Regions from separate parts of the Homo sapiens genome. Here region 2 is linked to region 1. The links are chromatin loops, found by intact Hi-C in ENCODE. Cell type or tissue: GM12878. All regions are shown on one strand. Links, peaks and the distances in the headings refer to the core of each region. The heading gives the core; the rest is flanking DNA. Region 1 holds the start of LOC105373584 (a long non-coding RNA gene). Region 2 holds the start of LOC107985817 (a long non-coding RNA gene).

Region 1 (11,251 bases), core at 3,021-11,020:
GCCATGGTTCAGAACCTGTTCCATTCTCCTCTGCTGCCCTACGCATTCCAATACAGCACCTTCTGCCTGCCACGCCCAGTCTCCAGGGCTGGAATACAGATGTGAGCAGGACCATTCCTGGCCTCCCGGCTCTGAGGAGGCGAAGCGCAGGCCCACAGCTGTGCGGCAGGAGCCACCCTCACAGCAGAGCCGGTGTAGACGCTTGAACGGCTCCTGCAGACACTCCCCTCTCCCCCTCTTAAAAAAACAAATGCCCTGGCCTCCATAGCCCCCAACATACCTGCTTGTGCCCTCCTCTCTCCACTGGTATCACAAACAGAAACATCAATCTGCCTTTGTTTTGCCAGGTCTGTTTCCACACACCCTTCCCATTATATTTGAAAACAAAGCTTCCCATCTTTGCTCGGACTTCTCAGCCTACTTTTAAGCAAAGCACTAACAAGCGCCTCCAGGGTGGGGTGGAGAGTTTGTGCCAAGAGCAGGGCTTGGCCCAGAGCCCATCCCTTCCAGGCCTGGTCACAGGGAGAGAGGGTGGAGATACAGCAGACAGAGGGGCCGAGAAGGGGCCTGCGGCCTCCCCACCTTGCCTCTCCCTCTGGTAGTGAACGTCCTCCCCATCCCCAAGGGCCTCCAGTCGGCCCTGGGCTGCTCCAGGGGTCCCTTTCAGCAGACCGCCCCCAGGCCTGTCAAGCCTGTCTCTTGCACAGAACGCTTTATCTGCCCCCACCCCTGCATCCTGTTCTCTGTTCCAGAGGGGCAAGGCTGTGGAACCCCAGAAGACAGGCCTCTGAGAGGACCCGGGTCACCCGGACCTGGACTCAAATCCCATCCCTGTACCTCTCCTTGGATGAACCATCGAACACTGAGCTTCCATTTTGCATCTTCCAACTGCACAGAGAAGTAAGTGTGTGCTGCTCCTTCCGTGGTTGGTGCTGAGTGGGGATTTCGGGAATGGTCCCTGCTCCCTGCATTTTCCACAGGGCCAGCGGGAAATAAGCTTTACCTCCACCGCACAGGAGGGAAAACTTCAACTCGCATGTTAGGGTAAACTGGGGAGAGACTTGGGGTAAATGGGGAAGTTTTTTTGGTGATGGGTTGGGAGGGGCCCTTTACCCCCAGAGGAAGTGGTCACCTCCGAGGGTCTAGCTTGGTGGCAGCGGGTACAGTTGTAGCCTAGAGAAGAAAGAACAGGGGCTACACACATGTGATGTAAAACCGAGGAAAAGTGAAGAAGTGCGAGGTGCTCGTGGGGTCACCAGGTTTGGGGCTCAAAGTTCCAGGAAAGGAGGGACTCCAGGCCTTGACCTCCACTGCACACCTGGGGACAGGGGCCGGAGACAGTTACCTTGGAACCACCAGCGCCCACACACAGGGACACTCCCCACCTGACAACTAAACTGTGGAGTTCATTCAAGTCTTTCCAGACCGCTGTGGTAACTGAAGACTAATTTTCCAGTGCAGGAAGAGGATGAGGGACCTCCTGTCTCATGCTTTGTTTAACTAATATGAAGGGAAGGGGAGCCAGGCGCGGTGGCTCATGCCTGTAATCCCAGCACTTTGGGAGGCTGAGGTGCGCGGATCACCTGAGGTCAGGAGTTCAAGACCAGCCTGGCCAACGTGGTGAAACCCCGTCTCTACTAAAAATACAAAAATTAGCTGGGCGTGGTGGTGGGAACCTGTAATCCCAGCTACTGGGGAGGCTGAGGCAGCCTCCCTAGTATATATATATATATGAGGGGAAGGGGGCAGGAATCATGGAGCCAGAGAAACTGATTTTCAGTTCATAGGCAAGCGGAGGCCTGATGTGGAACTAATGGGGCTCTGCGTCATGGGCAACTAAACCTGGAGGGGGCACCGTGCCCGGTTCTCCCAGAGAAGAGAAGAAGGACTGGGCAGACAGCTCTCCATCTCTCTGTGGAGGCCTCCCCTCCCACTTCCTTCCCCAACACCCCACCTCCACCTGCTGCTTCCAACCCCCAGCCCTGTTGGTTCTAGAAAGTTTGGTTGTTATCCAGCAGGAGGATGAGGACTGGTTTAGAGCAGAGCCATTAAACTACAACCTGTGGGCCAAAGCTGGCCCACCCCTTGTTTTTCTAAATAAAGTTTTATTGAAACAGTCACACTTGTTCCTTTACATATCATCTGGGGCTGCTTTCTCACTTTGAGCTGTTGCAACAGAGACAGTGGGGCCTGTGACACCAAAATTATTTGCCATCTGGTCTTTACAGAAAAGGTTTGCCAACCCAGGTTTACAGAAGGAGAAAGGAGGGTGCTTCCCACCTGCTTCCCTTGGTGAGTGGGGAGGAGCTGGTGGCAAAGCGCAGGTTCTTGGCAGTAGGAACCAAGGCAGCCCTGCATCAGGCTGGGAGGGCCGAGGAAGGCCTCTGTGGAGATACAGAAAGCGGGGCTTAGGAATGGGGAGGGAGCTGAGGCCTGTGCCCAGAAAGGGTGGGCCAAGAACAGGGAGAAGACAGCTGGCACAGAGGGGACGCTGGGCTGCCCCTCACAGACTCAGCTGAGGCAGGAAAGACTTCGCTAAAGAGGAAGGCCAACGCGTTTAGGCTTTTTCAGAGAAAAGGACAGCGCTCCCATGGGCAAGGGTGAGTGGGGAGAGCAGGCAGGCGCGGACCTTGAGCTTGGGCTCCTTGGGACCTGCGTGACCCACAAACCCCACCCCTGCCCGGCAAACCCCACCCCTCTGCAGCTTTCCTACTGCCCTTGCTGTACCATGCCAGGGACTTGCCACCAACTGCAGCTCCGGCTGCTGTCGGATCCCTCCATCAGGAAAACAGTGGTCCCCTCACAGCTGGCTCCTCCCTTCCCCACACCACCCCAGCAGGACTGATCTCTCCTGTTTCCCAATGTCTGTTAGGGGGACTCCACCACCCGGTCCCCCAAGTCAGAAGCACCAGACGTCCCGAGGCCTCTTTCTCCTTCCCATGTCCCGAGGCCTCTTTCTCCTTCCCCACCTTACATTAAGTCACCTCCAAGTCCCTCCAAACCTCCAGGTGTGCTTCTGAAATCCATCTGGATACCCTCCCTGGCTCTGGCCACCCTGCCCTGTCTCCCAGCCAGAGCAGCCCTCCTCTGCGCTCACTCGCAGCCCTGCACATCTGCTCAGCCAGCAGCAGCTCTCAGAGGCTTCCTCACCAGCCGGTTTCCTGGGCCCTGGCATTCAGGCCACCCCTCCGGCCCTTGCCAGGCCCCCACCCCAGCACAGTCAGGCCCTGTCTCCACTTTCTGCAGAATGTTCCAAGCAGAGGTTTTGGGGCCACACAGCAGCTGTGGGAACTCAAACAAGTCAGCCCACCTCACAGGGCCTCAGTTTCCTTACCTCTAAAATGACGACAGCACCAGCCAGGGCCAAGGCCACTGTGAGGATGCAAAAGGCTGTTACTCACATCGCTGCTATTTCTGTCCCTGCTCCTGCCTCTGTGCTTGCTTCTGCGCCATTCCATTATCATTCACTGAGCAAAAAGGCATGGGCTGCCCAGGAACTCAGGGAGGGGAGTGAGCTGGAGTTGACCATCATGTTACAAGGGCCACAGTGCTGCTGCGGGCATTTCAGCACTGTGCCGGGGTGGGAACCAGTGTCTGGCTTTGCCTGGAGAAGCAGAAGGGCACAGTTGGGGGAAGTGTGCTGTGTGCTGTGGCGGCAGGGTGGGGAAGGGTGCAGCCAGGGCCAAAGGCACAGTGCTGAACACGCAGAAAAGGGCAACAGGCACACGATGGGACCACAGCGTGTGCAGATGACAGCCGGGAGCACAGACAAAATGATGTTCTGCGGATGGCAGCCAGGGACACAGAGGAGGTGCCCTCTGCAGAAGGGGCTGGCAGCCCCCCAGCCTCACACCCACTCGTCAATGGCTGTGTGGTCACGGTGGTGTCCCCCACCCTCCAGGGATTGTCAGCTGAGGAGTGACATGGCCAGGCCTGTGCAGCAGCGAGCTCACACTGGTATTAGAGTGAAAGACCGTCCTAGAGACCAGAGACCAGAGCATCAGTGTGAGAGGTCAGGGAAAAGACGGTCGCAGTGGCCAAGGCGTGATGCTGTACAAGCCAGACAGTGGCACCAAGGGGCAGTGGAGGCCACCCAGAAGGAGCACACTTGACAGACCACAAGAAAGGACAGCACGATTCGGTGACCATCACCAGGGGCCAGGCAACGGGAAGAGTGAGGACACCTGCGGTGTCACCCTGCGGGCAGCCAAGCTCCTATGGTGCTTTCGGGTGGGAGGCCGCCCTCAGCCAGCGGGCGAGAGAGAATCCATCCCAGAAGCCGCTGGAGGGCAGGAAGGAAAGGATTATGGCTCAAAGGGAATGACACAGTGATGGAGAAACAAGCTGCTGTTCTGTGTGTGGACGAGTGTGCCGGGGGCAGGAGGCGGCACCGACGATGTCACCAGGGAGAAAAAATTACCTTGAAGCCCGTGGAGTGAAGAGTGTTCAGGACAGAGATGGGAAAGCCTGGGCCTGAGGAAGGCACAGATTGTGGTCAGTTGTTTAAGGACAGAAGAAGTTAGGAAAACACTGCCCTGGGTGATTTGCCTCCTACACAACAAAGGTTTCCTCCAAGGCTAGTGCAAGCTGGCAGGAAGCCCGTCATCTTCCGTGAGCCCAGCCACATCAGCAGCACAGGCTTCCACCTTTGCGCTGCTTCAGAAGAGCTTGCTCAGTCTGGCTGTGGCTGTTAAAAGTGTGCTTGGCTTTCTAATTAAAAATAAAACCTCAGTCGAGGGATGAAAGAAAGTGCTTTGGAGCTCTTCCAGGGACCCACCGCATACAGGTGGGGAAGGAGGAGGCTGGGGAGGGAAGGAGGGCCGGGGGAGGCTGACACAGCACCCGCATCCATGAAGAGCAGAAGCCCAAAGATGTCTTTCCCCGCACAGACCAAGGATCTGTGATTTCGGGAGCGCAGAAGGAAAGGCACAGGACAGGAGGGGAGAGGTGTGAACATCTATGGCAAGGCGAGTCCAGCTACTGTTAGCTGGGTGACAAGGAGCTGCTACGACAAGCCTGCGTGGAGATTTAGGCAGCATATGGTCACCGTTTCATTATGTGCAAGTGGCTTTCTGCTGCCAGCTCCGTCCGGAGCTCCTGGAGGCAAAGCTGAATTACAGGGTCTGGAAGGTGAGCCCATTTCCCAGACTCCACAACCCCCGCAGTCAGAGACAGTCTCCCCACACCACAGCTCTAGGTCAGACACACGTGGCTGGAACAATGTAGAAGGACAAAATGACGCGTAAGACAAGATGGTCACCACGACCTGCCACGCACCCAAGCAGAATATGCCAAAAGTGTCCCGTGGTCCAGCTCACAGGTCACGGTCAGAACCCACCCAGAGGACTGCCCGCGGGTGAGAGTGGTGCGTCCCCTGCCCGGCTGCCCCAGACCTCTGAGGTCAGCTTGCTCGGGTGTGAGAGGGCAGTCCTTGAAGTGAAGGCCATTGCGTCGGTTCACAGCGGGTGGGGCCCGGGGCAGCCGCTGCACAGGGCTGCTGTTGACACGGCGGGAATGTTTCTTGAAATCAAGGTCCGCTGCAATCTGGGGGAAGGCGATGGAGCCCGGTGCTCCTCGGGGCGGGCGTGGCTCCGCCTGGCTGTGGGGTCCTCCTGCTTCTGTTTCATCTGGAGGAAGAGTTGGCTGGGATTCCGGCTAAGGGCTGGGGCCTCCCTTTACTCTCCAAATCTTTTCTCAGTAAACAAAACTCAGTGTGGGAACAGGATTCCTATCAATTACAATACAAACTGATTGATGCCATAAAAGCGAAACCACCGGCCCTCACAAACAGTGCGGCTTATGTTGTCTGCCCCGCTCTCCGAAGGAAACCTTCCCTTCAAGAGTTTGTGTGTTGTTTACCCTTCTTCTTGGCGCACACACAAAATCCAAAGCCTGTAATAGCGCAGGTCATTAAAGGAAACAACTGCACTTGGGCCTTTTTCAAGGGAGTGATTCAGGCAGGTGCTCTCCTCGCCGAGTCAGTTTACAAAGCGTTACCAGAGCTCCCTCCGCCGAGAGCGGGGCAGGCCAGCCACGCAGCGTTTTCTCGGGAAAACGCACTTTCCCGTGGCCACTAGGCGGAGCTAGGTGTTTACCAAAAAGGGCAGCTTGAGCTTTGGTGCCGCTGGGGACTTACGATATTAAAATGTCATTTTTATATGCAACTACCCTTTACACATAAAAGTGAAATGGAGTGGGAGCTATAAGAAGCACCTGAAAGTTTCATGCTGGGGGAAGCCCCCCGTATGTGGTCGGGAAGGAATCCGTGTCTCATTTTAAGTGCGGAGAATGGGAGGAAGGGAGGAGGTAGAGGAACCCTCCAGAACCTGAGGCGCCACGTAGTCCTGATTCGCCTCTCTCCATCTCCCAACCGGAGCAGTCCTGAGAACGCGGAGACCGGCACCATTCACTGCGCAACTAACTTCACCGCCTGCTGTGCTAGGTCGCTGCGCCCAGGGACCCACGTACCAAGAAGCAATGCTGACACCCTCCCTGTCCAGCAGCTAGGGTTGCCAGGGGATGTGAAAGGATTCTGAAAAGATAATGCAATCTTCAGACGTTGTTAGGACTGTTTTGTTATTATTATCAGGAAACAGACGTAAACTGAAGAGGGAGACATAAAGCATTGGCTGTGTGATAAGTCTTTTTTCAAACTCATGTTTTCTGACACTTTTTAACACACATCCTCGTTGATAGAATTTCCTTCTCATCCGGGCGTGATGGCTCATACCTGTAATCCCAGCACTTTGGGAGGCCGAGGTGTGTGGATCACCTGAGGTCAGGAGTTCGAGACCAGTCTGACCAACATAGTGAAACTCCATCTCTACTAAAAATACAAAAAAATCAGCCGGGTGTGGTGATACACGCCTACTATAATCCCAGCTACTTGGGAGGCTGAGGCGGGAGAATTGCTTGAACCCACAAGGCGGAGGTTGCAGTGAGCCAAGATCGCACCACTGCACTCCAGCCTGGGCAACAAGAGCGAAAGTCTATCTAAAAAAAAAAAGAAAAGAAAAGAAAGAAAAGAAAAAAAGAATTTCTTTCTCGGATAACTTTAGAAAGAAATCATGGCGGGGAGCATAAGTTTGTACATGGTCATCAAGTACACAAGATAACCAGAGCTCAGAGCAGCCCCGCCCCAGCATCAGGGATGGTGAATGAACCCTTAGGGCCAGGGTCTGCAAGTCCACAGTGGAGTCACCTGTGAGGCTTCTTCCTGTAGGTGGGCAGAGGAAGAGCTAGAGGGCCCCAAACAGGTTCCAATAGGAATCTCTGGATCCGTTTATGGCTAATCAATGATGAACCAGAAGAGGAAAGCTAGTTGCTAATTTCCAAACAAACCACGAAAAAACATAGGAAATGATAAGTTTATTAAAGCAGCATGCTTTTTAAAAAGAAGGCTAATTTTTCGGCTGAGCGCGGTGGCTCACGCCTGTAATCCCAGTACTTTGGGAGGCCGAGGCAGGTGGATCACGAGGTCAGGAGTTCAAGACCAGCCTGGCCAAGATGGTGAAACTTCATCTCTACTAAAAATACAAAAAAATTAGCTGGGCGTGGTGGCACGTCCCTGAAATCCCAGCTATTCAGGAGGCTGAAGCTGAGAATTCCTTAAACCTGGGAGGCAGAGATTGCAGTGAGCTGAGATTGTGCCACTGCACTCCAGCCTGGGCGACAGAGCAAGACTCCATCTCAAAAAAAAAAAAAAAAGATGTCTAATTTTTCTAGTTATTGTTTTTTAATAGAGACAGGGTCTCATCATGTTGCCTAGGCTGGTCTCAAACTCCTGAGCTCAAGTGATCCTCCCACCTCTGCCTCCCAAAGTGCTGAGATTACAGGCATCAGCCACCACGCCCAGCCAAAAAGTGTAATTTTAAAGGAATCGGGTCACAGGGTTCAGGCAGCAGCCAAGGAGCTCTAGGGTCTTCCAGAGCTAACATAAACTTTCAAAAGAAACCATATCTGTGCACATGTGTAGCATTTGCCAAAGATTGTTTTGACCTGTAGTATATGAATAAGTGTTTTGTTCTCAACTTTTTTAATTTAAAAAAAAGTGTTTCCTATTCAAATAAGCCCAGAAAATATTGGATTAAAAATAAAGTGTCCTAATAAGGGCTTTGAACCTCCAGAAAGGAGGACTCTAACATGAACATGCAATGTTCCATGAGCACATTCAGTCATAAAACCCTTGTTTCCTGAAAAACCAATTTGCATTTCTAAGAACTAGTATTTCGTGCCATATTTTTTGAAGAACACTATCCCAATTCAATGGGACATGCAGGCCAGTGCTGACGGAAAGTCAGATTGTGGCACCAATGACTTCCTGGCATTTGAGTAAAAACAGTCAGGAGAGGCAGGGCGCAGTGGCTCACACCTGTAATTCCAGCACTTTGGGAGGCCGAGGCGGGTGGACCACTTGAGGCCAGGAGTTGGAAACCAGCCTGGCCAACATGGTGAAACCCTGTCTATACTAAAAATACAAAAATTAGCTGGGCATGATGGTGCACACCTGTAATCCCAGCTAGTCGGGAGGCTGAGGCAGGAGAATCGCTTGAACGTGGGAGGTGGAGGTTGCAGTGAGCCAGGATCATGCCACTGCACTCCAGCCTGGGCGACAGAGACTTCATCTAAAACAAACAAACAAAAAACCAAACGAACAAACAAACCAGCCAGTAGAAACAGTACTGGCTGTTGGCTGAACAGCCAGTTCAAAACAGTACTGTTTTGGTTGAAACAGTAGCAACAAGTCAAAGACATGATGGAGAGGAGATTCCATCAAAAATGTACAGTCAGGAATGCAAAGACCCCGAATTTGTCATTAAACCTTTTTGGTGACCTAGCTAGGCCTCTGTGCTAGGGCTTAGCAATTGATGTGGGAATCTCAATCTATAGAACAGGTTTCTGAAAAGTCATATACAAATGAAGCATTATAAGCAAATAAGCCTGAGACAGAAGAGAAGCAATTCTATTTAAAATAGCTGCAGCATCACAATGGAACTCTTTGTGGTGTGATTACACCCCTGGTGTGTGTTTGGGCAGCCAACACCTGTGCTTTGTCCTCCTTTGATCCTAACCACAAGCCTGGGAGAGGGTAGCCCCAGAAGTTCAGCACCTCAGAAACAGAGAATGGCTTACTACCCCCCTCATTTTACAGATGAGGAAGGTGAAGCACAGAAAAGTCAAGTGAGGCCGGGCACGGTGACTCGCGCCCATAATCCCAATGCTTTGTGGGTTTTTGTTTTTTTAAAAAAAAATACTGAGTCTCGCTCTGTTGCCCAGGCCGCCTGGAGTGCAGTGGCGCGATGTTGGCCCACTGCAGCCTCTGCCTCCCGGGTTCAAGCAATTCTCCTGGCTCAGCCTCCATAGTAGCTGGGATTACAGGTGCCCCACCACGCCTGGCTAATTTTTATATTTTTAGTAGAGATGGGGCTTCACCATGTTGGCCAGGCGGGTCTCGAACTCCTGACCTCAGGCAATCCACCCACCTCGGCCTCCCAAAGTGATGAGATTACAGGTGTGAGCCACCATGCCCAGCCCATAATCCCAATGCTTTGGGAAGCTGAGGCAGAAGGATCACTTGAGCCCAGAAGTTTGAGACTAGACTAAGCAACATAGCGAGACCCCATCTGTACAAAAAAAATCAAGCAATTAGCTGGCCACACCTGTAGTCTCAGCTACTCGGGAGACAGAGCCAGGAGGATTGCTGGAGTCCAGGAGATTGAGGCTGCAGTGAGCTATGATGGCACCACAACATTCCAGCCTGGATGACAAGTGAGACCCTGTCTCAAAAAAAAAAAAAAAGAAAACAAAAAAGCCAAGTGACTTTTTTCTTTAAATTCGAAAGGCAAAGTTCTCATATTCAGTGTTAAAGATTTTTGTTAAACTGTTAATTATTTATGTCAAAACTTTTTGTAAGTTCAGAAAATGGGGAATGCTGAGTATTTTAAACAGAGATGAGAAAACAGCTACTGAAAAGTTGATTTATTCTAAGTGTTGAAAATCAGTGTAGAAAAATCAGCCGGGCGCGGTGGCTCACGTCTGTAATCCCAGCACTTTGGGAGGCCGAGGCGGGCGGATCACCTGAGGTCAGGAGTTTGAGACCATCCTGACCAACATGGAGAAACCCCATCTCTACTAAAAATACAAAATTACCTGGGTGTGGTGGTGCACGCCTGTAATCCCAGCTACCTGAGAGACTGAGGCAGGAGAATCGCTTGAACCCAGGAGGCGGAGGTTGTGGTGGGCCGAGTTGCGCCATTGCACTCCAGCCCGGGCAACAAGAGCGAAACTCCATTTCAAAAAAAAAAAAATCAATAAATGTGTTACTACCCATTCTGAGGAGATGGAACATGAGAAAAGCTGAGACAGCATCCAAAGAATGCCAGTGTCAATCTTTAGACTACCCAAACCACCCGCTTACCTAGAAAAAGTGAATCTCATGAGTAGCGTACAGGTTTTTACCAGTACAATGTTTACTGCGGTGTGAACTCAAGCAAATTCCCCTCGCCCCTGGGTCCCAAAGAACAGGACATGATGCCCTGGGCCTGCAATGCCAGGGACCCCTTGGCACAGGTGCCCAGAGGCAGGTAGCACGAAGAGGCTGCCATGCTCCAGGCTGGGCAAACTAACCCCCTTCTAGCCACAGCAGCCCAGCCCCAGAACTGAGTCCTGACCCAAAAGAAGCCACCCTGGCGTTCGGGGTCTGCTTTGCATGGGAGGGTGACTAGCCCACTGTGGCAACAAAGCCTGGGGCAGCCCCCTGAGCCCCACCTCCTGGTACTCACCCCTGCCTTTGTGCAATTCTCTCCCCTCTAGTGTGGGCGGGACCTGTGACTCACTTCTAACCAATGGAATACGGCCAGTGTGATGGATGGCACTCCATCTTGACTACATTATGTTACATTTTGCTGGCCATGAAGAAGCCAATTGCCACGTCATGAATGACCCGTGGGGAAGGCCACAGCGCAGGGAACCATGGGAGGCCCTAGGGACTTGAGGGCAGCTCCTCTAACAGCCAACAAAAAACTAAAACTCACTTTTTTTGTTGGTTTTTTTTTGAGACAGTCTTGCTCTGTTGCCCAGGCTGGAGTGCAATGGCACGATCTTGGCTCACTGCAACTTCCGCCTCCCGGGTTGAAGTGATTCTCCTGCATCAGCCTCCCGAGTAGCTGGCGCCTGCCACCACGCCTGGCTAATTTTTTTGCATTTTTAGTAGAGATGGGGTTTCACCATGTTGGCCAGGCTTGTTCAAACC
Region 2 (11,251 bases), core at 2,158-10,157, 310 kb after region 1:
GCTCCTCGGTAGACGCCGAGAAATGGCGCCCACAACGAGCCCACCGGCTCTAATCCCCGGAGGACCCCGACCTCCCGCCCGTCCACCCCTTAAAGCTCCCTCCCAGCTCCGCCCCCAGGGCGGAGCGCTCCGCTCTTAAACGGGCGATGACACCGCCCCGGAAATTGGCCGGCGCGGCGACTGGAGAGAAACCGGCGAGGCCGGGCCCGGCCGGGCTGGAACTAGCGCCAGCAGCCGGGCGTCCGCGGCTGGTTTAAAGGGGCGCTGCCGAAACCCAGTTCCCGCTGCGGCCCTCCGCCCGCGGAGGAGGCGCCCGTCCGCAGACAGACCCCAGTTAGTCCTATCACGAAGGAGGCTGGTGGAGCTGGCTGCTAGATTCATTCATCCATTCGTTCAAGAGATTAAATCCTTCGCAAATACTTATTGAGAGCCTGTCACGTATTTCCTCCCTTTTTCTCCTTTGTAGGGATTAAAATACATTTAAATCTCTGCTGTTAAAGTGACTTTCACTCTACTGGGGAAACAGTAAACAAATAGGTGTCACAAGGTGATTAAGTGTAAATGAGGAAAAATAAAACTGGGAAAGAGAAATAAAAGATTACTGCTTAGCAGAGTGTGGTCAGGAGGGTACTCTAACAAGGTGACATTCAGTCCGTTCATTCTACAGGTAATTGATTGAAGTGCCTACTTACTGTGAGTTCTGTGTTCTAGACACGAGATACGACAGACAACCAAGACAGACAAAAATCCTTCCCGGAGTTTACGTTATAGCAGGAATATAAACGAGACATAAAATAAACGAGATAAATTAGTGAAATTAAATACTGTCAGACATTGGTAAATGCTAAAAAGAAAAGTACAAGTAGGGAATAACCACAGGCAGTGAGGGTTTGCGATTTTACATAGCAGGTCACAATAAGAAGGTGGCATTTGGCTGGGCGCGGTGGCTCACTCCTGTAATCCCAACACTTTGGGAGGCCGAGGCGGGCGGATCACGAGGTCAGGAGATCGAGACCAGCCTGGCCAACACTGTGAAACTCCGTCTCCACTAAAAATACAAAAATTAGCTGAGCCTGGTGGCGTCCGACTGTAGTCCCAGCTACTCAGGAGGCTGAGGCAGGGGAATCGCTCGAACCCGGGAGGCGGAAGTTGCAGTGAGCCCAGATCACGCCACTGCACTCCAGCCTGGCGACAAAGCCAGACTCAGTCTCAAAAAAAAAAAAAAAGGTAGCATTTGAATGAAGACCTAGAGGAGGTGTGGGAGGAACCCTGTGGCCATCTGGGGAGAACCGAAGGGAACAGCAAGGGCAAAAGGCCCTGCAAGGGGACAGGTCTGTCTTTTCAAGGAAGTCCAGTGTGGCTAGAAGTGAGGAAGCAAGAGGAAGAGGAGGTGACAGTCAGAGAGGAAAGGGGTAAGATGTAGGGCCTTGTGGGCCCTGGCTAGAGCTCTGAGAGAGGTGGGGGAGCCACTGGAAGGTGTTACCTTGAGGACCCTCTGCTTGCTGAAATGAAAAGAGACAAATACTCATTGAGCTTCTTCTCGGGATTTGGCACTGCCCACTCCTCCACCACCCCAAAACGTAGTAGACAGGCTTGGCAGCTCATCTCTGCCCCATGTGGTGTTGGCTGGGCAGCTCAACAGGTGCTGGAGCTGCCAAGGTGGTTTCACTGGTCTGTGTGGCATCTCCGCTGGGGTGGCTGCAAAGAACAGCTGAGTTCTGCCTGGGCTACTCTCTTGCAGATCCGCTGGTGTGGCAAAACAGTGAAAACAGAAGCTCTGAGGCCTATGAAGGGCTATGCCCAGCAGTCACGGAGCGTCCCTTCTGCTGCCTGTTAATGGTTTAAGCAAATCACAGAGGCCGCCCAGTTTCAAGGAGATGAAAGAGACTCTACCTCTTTTTTTTTCTTTAAATATTATTAAAATAGAGAAATTTTCCTTCTCCACCTTTTAAAAACATCTTTATTGAGATATAATGCACCCACTTAAAGTGTACACTTCCATGGCTTTGGGTATTTTCACAGAGTTGTAGAACCACAAACCACAATCTAATTGTGGAATATTTTCATCACTCTTCATGAGAGGAGCAGCATGGGTGTTCAGGGATGGGAGGAATTGTTGCTGGTCATCTTGCATCTTTATCTCAACAAAAAAACGAAATGATATGGCAGGGGGAAGCAGCAATGGTATAGATGAAACAAGAATGGGCCATAAACTGAGGCTGGGTGATGGGGACGTTAAACTATTCTATCTAAAATTTTTCATAATAAAGTCCTTTAGACCGAATGTGGTGGCTCATGCCTGTAATCCCAGCACTTTGGGAGGCCGAGGCAGGAGGATCACTTGAGGTCAGGAGTTCGAGACCAGCCTGACCAACATGGTAAAACCCCGTCTCTACTAAAAATACAAAAATTAACTGGGTGTGATGGCACATGCTTGTAATCCCAGCTACTAGGGAGGCTGAGGCAGGAGAATCTTTTGAACTCAGGAGGTGGAGGTTGCAGTGAGCTGAGATTGCACCATTGCACTCCAGCCTGGACGACAGAGACTCTGTCTGAAAAAAAAAAAAAGAGTATTTAAAAAAATACCACCTGGACACCTGTAATCCCAGCATTTTGGAAGGCCAAGGCTCAAGAGTTCTAGCTCAGGAATTCGAGATTGGCCTGAGCAACATGGTGAAAACCGTCCCAGCTACTCAGGAGGCTGAGGCAGGAGAATCGCGTGAATTCAGGAGGCGGAGGTTTCAGTGAGCTGCTTTCTCTGCACTGCACTCCAGCCTGGGCAATGCGAGTGAAACTCTGTCTAAAAACAAAACAAAACAAAAAACAACAAACAAACCCACCTGGGCCAGGTACCCCGAAAAGCATTCCTTCTTCCCAGGGGTCTGATTAGCCAGTTGGAAAACTGCAGGGTCTTCAGTGCCATCCCCTCAGCCTGTCCAGACTGTCTCTTTCCATGTTTACCTGATGTTTACTCATTTGAAAAGTTCTGGTTTATCTGATTACAGATCAGAAATGGAAGTGAATTCTGTCAATACTTATAAACATATCTTATTCTCCTAAATTGTTGAAAAGCATACCAGTTTTGAAAAACAGTGTCCTCTTCATCCATCCTGCTCAATCTTTTTTTCTATCTCCTATCAAAGATGGAACTGGGGCTGGGCACGGTGGCTCATGCCTGTAATCCCAGCACTTTGGGAGGCCGAGGCGGGTAGATCACCTGAGGTCGGGAGTTCGAGACCAGCCTGACCAATAAGGTGAAACCCTATCTCTTCTAAAAATACAAAAATTAGCCAGGCGTGCCAGTGTGTGCCTGTAGTCCCAGCTACTCGGGAGGCTGAAGCAGGAGAATCACTTGAACCCAGGAGGCGGAGGTTGCAATGAGCTGAGATGGCGCCACTGCACTCCAGGCTGAGTGACAGACCAAGACTCCATCTCCAGAAAAAAAAAAGGTGGAACTGAAGGAGGCTGTGGATGAGGTTAGAGAAATCTGTTGAGAAAGATGGTTATAGGCTAAAGGAAATATGAAGACTTGAGGAAAGGAGGATGAAACTTAAGGGCCCAAGTCATAGAAAGTTGTTCATGTTCTAATTATGTGAAATTATTCCTAATAACAAATCATTGTCTCCCCAGATCCTCTCTTCTAGACATAGGGACCCTCTGTAACACACGTTTCGTGATAAATTCACCAGAAAATTGACTTCTGCCAGAGACAGAGAAAGCCCTCTCCTTAAATATAGCTGTATCAAGGAAAAATGCATTTGGCTGGAAGTAATGGGAAATTTTAACTGTTATTTGAAAAATAAGGAGTTTATTTTTCTCACATAAGTAATCTAGAGGTAGGCAGCTATTAGTACTGGTTCTGCTCCTCAACAATGCTGTAAGGATCCTAAACCCCTTTACCATTTCTGCTTTGCCACCCTTAGCATGTTGACCTTGGTTTTCATGCTTCTAGCATACTGGCCACAGGACGGATGCTTATCTCCAGCTTTCTTGAGTTTCAGGAATAAAAGGGAAGGGGAAAAAGACCTTTACCTGAAGCCTTGTCTTTTAATTCAGAGAAGAAAGTACCAGCACCCCCTGTCTCCGGCCAGAACTACACTACCTGCCCTAACTCAGACCAATTAAAGGCCATAGGGAAAGAGAATACCATGACTGGCTTAGACCAGTCAGGATTCACCCTTGGGAGCTGGAGACCAAGGGCTCTCCTTAACTTTCTGAACAAATCCAAATTCTATTAGCCTCAAAGAGAGAATGTTGCTGAGACAAATAACTGTGGGTAGCTATAGAAGGTGCCTACCAGCCTGGCACGGCGGCTCACGCCTGTAATCCCAGCACTTTGGGAGGCCGAGGTGGGTGGATCACGAGGTCAGGAGATTGAGACCAGCCTGGCCAACATGGTGAAACCCCGTCTCTACTAAAAAAATACAAAAATTAGCTGGGCGTGGTAGTGGGCGCCTGTAATCCCAGCTACTTGGTAGGCTGAGGTAGGAGAATCGATTGAACACCAGAGGTGGAGGTGCAGTGAGCCGAGATCGCGCCACTGCACTCCAGCCTGGCAACAGAGTGAGACTCCTCTCAAAAAAAAAAAAAAAGAAGGTGCCTACCAAAACCCACTTCCTGGTGGCATTGTCTTGGCCCATGGAAAGATTTTCTTTTACTGAACTAATATATTGAACAAATACCCTCACGTGAGATTTTCACTTCTATCCTAGGTCCTGGTTTGCTCTCTGGTTCCACACAGATAGGGGTATATCCAGTTTTTGTGTAACTCATATACTGTAATTTGATGGTGGGGGAAGAGGTCTTTAGTTGGAATAACACAAATTTAAAGATTCAAAATTAGGTACAGCGTCTTGGAAGGAGGCCACACAATAGCCCTAAAGCTTAAACCAGATTTATCTTCACAGTAAATCTACCTCTACCCCTAAGAAATAACATAATCTCTCTTTCACATCACAACCCTTTAAATCATTGAAGACACTTGTCCCAAGCCTGCAAAATCTTCTCTTGTTCTGATTTCCAGGCTCTTTGCTTCCTTAGTCAGCCTTCTCTGAACTGGTCCACCCTGGTGAGGCCATTCATTCGTGTCAAAGTATGCTGAACAGATTGGCTTAGAGAGAATTCCGACATAAGAATCAGTTCTCTTGGAGACTGAAGTGGCCCTGCATTCCAAAAGAACAGTGATGGCCATGATGATATGGTAGGGAGGAAGCAGCGAATGTACCGGTGAAACAAGATTGGGCCATGAAAAGAAAATACCCTCAGAAGAGTGAGTATCATGAAGAATTTGTTTCTCAAACACTGAATCTAGGAGAGCATTATCTATTTAAAAGATGTGTACAAATAAAATAAATCAACAAACAAAACCACGCTGGTCATTGTGGCTCATGTCTGTAATTCCAGCACTTTGGGGAGGCCGAGGTGGGCGGATCACGAGGTCAAGAGATCGAGACTATCCTGGCCAACATGGTGAAACCCCGTCTCTACTAAAAATACAAAAATTAGCCGTGTGCGGTGGTGCGTGCCTGTAGTCGCAGTTACTCCGGAGGCTGAGGCAGGAGAATCGCTTGAACCTGGGAGGCGGAGGTTGTGGTGAGTCTGAGCCAAGATAGCGCCACTGCACTCCAGCCTGGCAACAGAGCAACACTCCGTCTCAAAACAAAACAAAACAAAACTAAACTAAACTAAAACCAGTCATAAGAAACTCCCATGGCCAGGCACAGTGGCTTACGTCTGTAATCCCAGCACTGTGAGAGGCCGAGGCAGGCAGATCACCTGAGGTCAGGAGTTCAAGACCAGCCTGACCAACATGAAGAACCCCTGTATCTACTAAAAATAAAAATTAGCCAGGCATGCTGGTGCATGCCTGTAATCCCAGCTACTTGGGAGGCAGAGGCAGGAGAATCGCTTGAACTCAGGAGGCGGAGGTTGCGGTGAGCCCAGATGGCGCCATTGCACTCCAGCCTGAGCAACGAAAGCGAAACTTCATCTCAAAAAAAAAAAAGAAAAAAAAGAAACGCCCATAAGAGAGACAATTTTATTAGCATATTGCAAGGAGCCTGGAGTTTGATTTGGAAGCTAAAAGGCCCCAAACAAGTTTAAGTCCTGTAAAATGAAGATGATGCCAGCTTCCCCACAGAATAGTTATGAGCCTTACACAAAGTAAATCATCTAACATGTTTTCAAAATCATGCAATACTACATATAAGACAATGCAAATTTTACAGACCTAGGAGCAAAGATAACCTTTGTGCTACAAGTGGAAGACTAGGATCTCCTGAAATGGAGCCACGGCCCAAGCCTACTTTCACGTGATTTGGTGGCTCCCTTTTACCCAGCTAAATCTTTTCTGAGCCGGAATCGCATGTTTGAAATTCCACCCTTCCCTTCTTTGCAAATATTCCTGGGAGGAGTAAGACCTTAAACTAATTCATACTAAATGATTAGCCACATTGGCTAATTGAAGGACACACTAACAGAATGGGGGAAGGCAGGGGTTGGAAGTATGCAGAGAAGAGACATGGAAGGATGAGTTGGAGACAAGTCATTTCTTTCTCCAAAGCCTCCAGGCTTTCCCCCTACTTCTGGCTACTCAGGGCAAAGGACCTAATGCATCATTTTGTTCAGGATTATCTGGAACAGTGTCTTACTCGGTAGCCTATACTCTTTATTTATACTGTTAGGAAGAAAAAAAAAATCAGAAAAGCTTTGATGGCTCCAGGCAAGTTCATGATACTGAGTAATAGAGAGGCAGAAGTGAAACTATTTCACCATTGGTTTTGCCTACTGGTGAAACCATGATGAGACTGAGACTCAGGGGAAGAAAAAGGTAGGAGCCAAGGCTCAATGCTTCTAGAAGTTAATATGTATATGAGTCACCTGGGGATCTTATTAAAAGGTTTAAGCCTGGGGTGGGGCCTGAGATTCTGCCCTACAAACAAGCTTGCAGTGTGTTGATAGTGGACATTAGTGGTCTACACATTGAGTAACTTGGTCTTTAGGTGACTGTTCCCATACCTGTGACTACTGCTTGACACCAGGGGCAGGGAAGGTATTAGGAGACCTTGTGGTAGAAAGATCAGTGGCGACCACCTGCTACTGACTCATTTGGACAAGGCATTATCTTTCCTGGCATCGGTTTTCTCATGTGTAAAATGAGGTAATTAGGCCGGGCGCAGTGGCTCACGCCTGTAATTCCAGCACTTTGAGAGGTTGAGGCGGGCAGATCACTTGAAGTCAGGAGTTCGAGACCAGCCTGGCCAACATGGCGAAACCCCGTCTGTACTAAAAATACAAAAAAATTAGCCGGGCGTGGTGGCAGGTGCCTGTAGTCCCAGCTACTTGGGAGGCTGAGGCACAAGAATCGCTTGAACCCGAGAAGCAGAGATTGCAGTGAGCCAAGATCGCACCACGGCACCCCGGCCTGGGTGACTGAGCGAGACTGTCTCAAAAATAAAAAATAAAATAAAATGAGGTAATTAGAAGAGAGGATTCTAAGATCTCTTCAAGATCTTAAAACTTATTATTCTAAACCTGTTCCTATACATAAAGAAGATTTTATTTAATGTTACATTAATTTCAGATACAAAAAATCTGGGTTTAGAGATTATTAGAGTTTTGTTAAAAATAACTCAAACCTCAAGTTTCCTTTAAAGAAATAATTTTCTCATCACACTTTAAATGCCCATTTTCCAAAATGTGTTTGAGAAATATGAGGTACAGGTTAAAGTTATGACAATACTTTTTCAAACATATAAATTTGTATAGTTCCTTTAAAAATAGTTTCTCTCAAAGAATATTGAATTTGGCTTCAGAGTTAGACAGACCTTCATTCTGGTCTCTGCACTCCATATACTAGCTATTTAACTTCCAGAAGGGCACTTAAACTCTCTGAAGCTCAATTTCCTCATTTATAAAATAGAGATAAAAGTTGAAAGAATGAGCTGGGCGTGATGGCTCACGCCTGTAATCTCAGCACTTTGAGAGGCCGAGGTGGGTGGATCACCTGAGGTCAGGAGTTCGAAACCAGCCTGGCCAACATGGGGAAACCTCATCTCTACTAAAAACATAAAAATTAGCCAGGCCTGGTGGTGGGCGCCTGTAATCCCAGCTACTAAGGAGGCTGAGGCAGGAGAACCACTCAAACCTGGGAGGCGGAGGTTACAGTGAGCTGAGATCGCACCTCTGCACTCCAGCCTGGGCAACAGAGTGAGACTCTGTCTCAAAAAAATAATAATAAATAATAAATAAATTCAAAAAGTTAAAAGAATGTAATGCAAAGATGGAAAATGTGCAGTTTAGGGACATTATTCTTAGCACCGTTAATGCCAGAGAACAATGGAAGAGTGGTGGGAGATGAAGCTGGGTACTTAGGCAGACACTACTTCACAGGGCTCTGGATTTTCTCATTATAATCTTTATCCTCTGAGGATTGTTTTGGTTTCCTGGCAACAGCCAATAGTCAATCAGAATACCGTTCAGTGAGTATGTTGAAAAATAAGGTATCTAAAAACAATGTATTGAGAGAAGTTGATGGAAATGGCAGAGTAAAAATCTCTGAAAATCATCACCATAGAAGCAACAAAAGGCTGTAAAAAATGTTCAGAATCAGTTTTTTCAGAACTCTGCATATTAGCCAAAGACATATAACAATCTGGCAGATGTTTATTCAGGAAAAATGGCTGAATCTTGATAAGAGCAGTGAGTTTTAGGGCATTTAAACTTGCACTATTCTAATCTCCCTCCTTCTAGTTCCACAACAGCCTTAAAAAATGCAGCCTGGCAGCCCCTGGAGGAGGTAAAACACAGTAGCAGCTTCTTCAAAGTCCCATTCCCAGAGAACTGTCACTACATGATGTCTGGTGGTGCCCTAGAAAACCCCATGGACAAAACTGTCTTTATTTGACGTGATTCAAAGCTCATTCAGGTGGCCTGGCACAGTGGCTCACATCTGTAATCCCAGCACTTTGGGAGGCCGAGGTGGGCAGATCACTTGAGGTCAGGAGCTTGAGACCAGCCTGGCCAACATGATGAAACCCTGTCTCTACTAAAAATACAAAATTAGCTAGGTGTGGTGGCACATGCCTGTAGTCCTAGCTACTCAGGAGGCTGAGGCACGAGAATCTATTGAACCCAGGAAGTGAAGGCTGCAATGAACTGAGATCGCGCCTCTGCACTTCAGCCTGGGCCACTGAGCAAGACTCTATCTCAAACAACAACAACAACAACAACACAACCAAAGCTCATTCAGGACAAACCGCTTTTTTCCAGGGTATTTGCTGAAGACAACATTATGGATGCCTGAGGCAGCTGAGTAAATAATAGGCCAACAAAAACAACAAATAATCTCAAAATCAAAAGTTGGGGATGAGAAGTCCTTAGGGTCTTTGAAAAGCTCTGATATATTTAAGGGAATCTAGAAGGCCACTTGCATGCAAAGGGCTATGAATGTGACCAGTGCTACAAAGATGGTCAGGAAAGATCTGAGAACACCCTGAAGCCCTAGTGAGCAGGAAGTGAAAAGCTAAGCCAGAGTTGTAAATTACCTGGCTAAATGTTGAAAGGCCGGCGCAGTGGCTCATGCCTGTAATCCCAGCACTTTGGGAGGCCAAGGCAGGCAGATCCCTTGAGCTCAGGAGTTTGAGACCAGCCTGGGCAACATGGTGAAACCCTGTCTCTACCAAAAATACAAAAATTAGCCAGGCATGGTGGCATGTGTCTGTGTTTGTGGTCCCAGCCGCTCGGGAGGCTGAGGCAGGAGGATACCTTGAAGCAGAGGTTGCAGTCAACCGACATTGTGCCACTGCATTCCAGCCTGGGTGACAGAGTGAGACTCTGTCTCTAAATAAATAAATAAATAAATAAATAAATAAATAAATAACGTGTGCCCCAGCAAACACATAAAGCCTTTTAGCGAAGACTGGGAGAATTACTGCTTCCAGGCATTTAGGGAAATCTCTATCCAGTCATCGGGTGATCACTAAGATAACTGAACAAAGACTTCCATAGTTACATACAATAAAGAATACAGACTTCATAGAATTAGCTCAGGAAAGCTGTGAAACAAACAAATAACAACAACAACAAACAGCAACAACAAAACACCCTAGAGAAGGGGAGATTCTAAATGCCAAAGTTTTCACATTATGTTCTTTTTTTTTTAATTTTACTTTAAGTTCTGGGATACATATGCTGAACACGCAGGCTTGTTACATAGGTATACATGTGCCATAGTAGTTTGCTGCACCCATCCACCCATCAACCCTTCATCTAGGTTTTAAGCCCAGCATGCATTAGGTATTTGTCCTCATGCTCTCCCTATCCCTGCACCCCACCCCCCGACAGGCCCGTGTGTGATGTTCCCCTCCCTGTGTCCATGTGTTCTCACTGTTCAACTCCCACTTATGAGTGAGAACATGCGGTGTTTGGTTTTCTGTTCCTGTGTTAGTTTGCTGAGAATGATGGTTTCCAGTTTCATCCATGTCCCTGCAAAGGACATGAACTCATTCTTTTTTATGGCTGCACAGTATTCCATGGTGCATTTCACATTATATTATTTCAATGACCAGTTTTCAAAAAGAAAACATTAGACAAGGAGCAAGAAATTATAGCCCATACACAGGGCAAAAACCAGTCAATAGAAACTGTCCCAGAGGAAGTCCAAACACTGGACTTATTAGACAAAGACGTTAAATCAGCTGTTTGGTTGAAAAACCAAATGAGGGCCTGGCATGGTGGCTCAGGCCTGTAATCCCAGCACTTTGGGAACCAAGGTGGGGGGTCACTTGAGCCTAGAAGTTCAGGCCTAGCCTGGTCAATATAGATAGACCCTGTCTCTACAAAAAAAATAAAAAAGTTACCCAGGCATGGTGGGAGGTAAATGTTGCGACGAGCCATAATCATGCCACTGCACTCCAGCCTGGGAGACAGAGCAAGATGCTGTCTCAAAACAAAACAACAAAACACACACACACAAACAACAACCAAGGAAAACAAATGTAAATTACTAAAGAAAACTATAAGACTGACGTCTTAAACAGAGAACATAGATAAAAATTATACAAAAAGAAGTAAATAGTAATTCTGAATATGCAAAAGTACAATAACTGAAATAAAGAATTCACTAGAGTAGCTCATTTGCAGATTTGAGCTGGCAGAAGAAAGAATCAGTGAACTTAAATGTAGGTAAATTAAGACCATCCGGTCTGAGGAACAGAAAGGAAAAATAATGAAGAAAAATGAACATAGCCTC

The links. Peaks named below come from ENCODE experiments on the same cell type or tissue, not always from the same donor. Only the 100,000 strongest peaks of a DNase experiment are listed, where the experiment ranks them.
Region 2: it touches region 1 in a loop (3-fold over the local background); 8 of 110 quality-filtered maps call a loop at or near these places.

Annotation. Positions count from the first base shown.
Region 1 is chr2:120,308,168-120,319,418 of GRCh38, reverse strand. It overlaps LOC105373584 (a long non-coding RNA gene), which reads left to right and starts at 78. Exons shown (of 3, transcript XR_923260.3): 1 at 78-347; 2 at 753-900; 3 at 1,781-2,116. RefSeq lists an enhancer at 5,481-6,004. In GM12878, for the core only: a CTCF peak has its summit at 6,066 (motif pointing right); DNase peaks (open chromatin) are centred at 6,168, 6,374, 8,988 and 10,948; H3K4me3 peaks cover 1,585 bases; H3K27ac peaks cover 1,541 bases.
Region 2 is chr2:120,001,891-120,013,141 of GRCh38, reverse strand. LOC107985817 (a long non-coding RNA gene) reads right to left here and starts at 5,301. Exons shown (of 4, transcript XR_001739205.2): 1 at 4,961-5,301; 2 at 2,841-2,995; 3 at 1,484-1,502; 4 at 438-749. EPB41L5 (erythrocyte membrane protein band 4.1 like 5) reads right to left here and starts at 65. Exons shown (of 25, transcript NM_020909.4): 1 at 1-65. RefSeq lists an enhancer at 5,875-6,169. In GM12878, for the core only: a CTCF peak has its summit at 5,838; a DNase peak (open chromatin) is centred at 6,801; H3K27ac peaks cover 870 bases.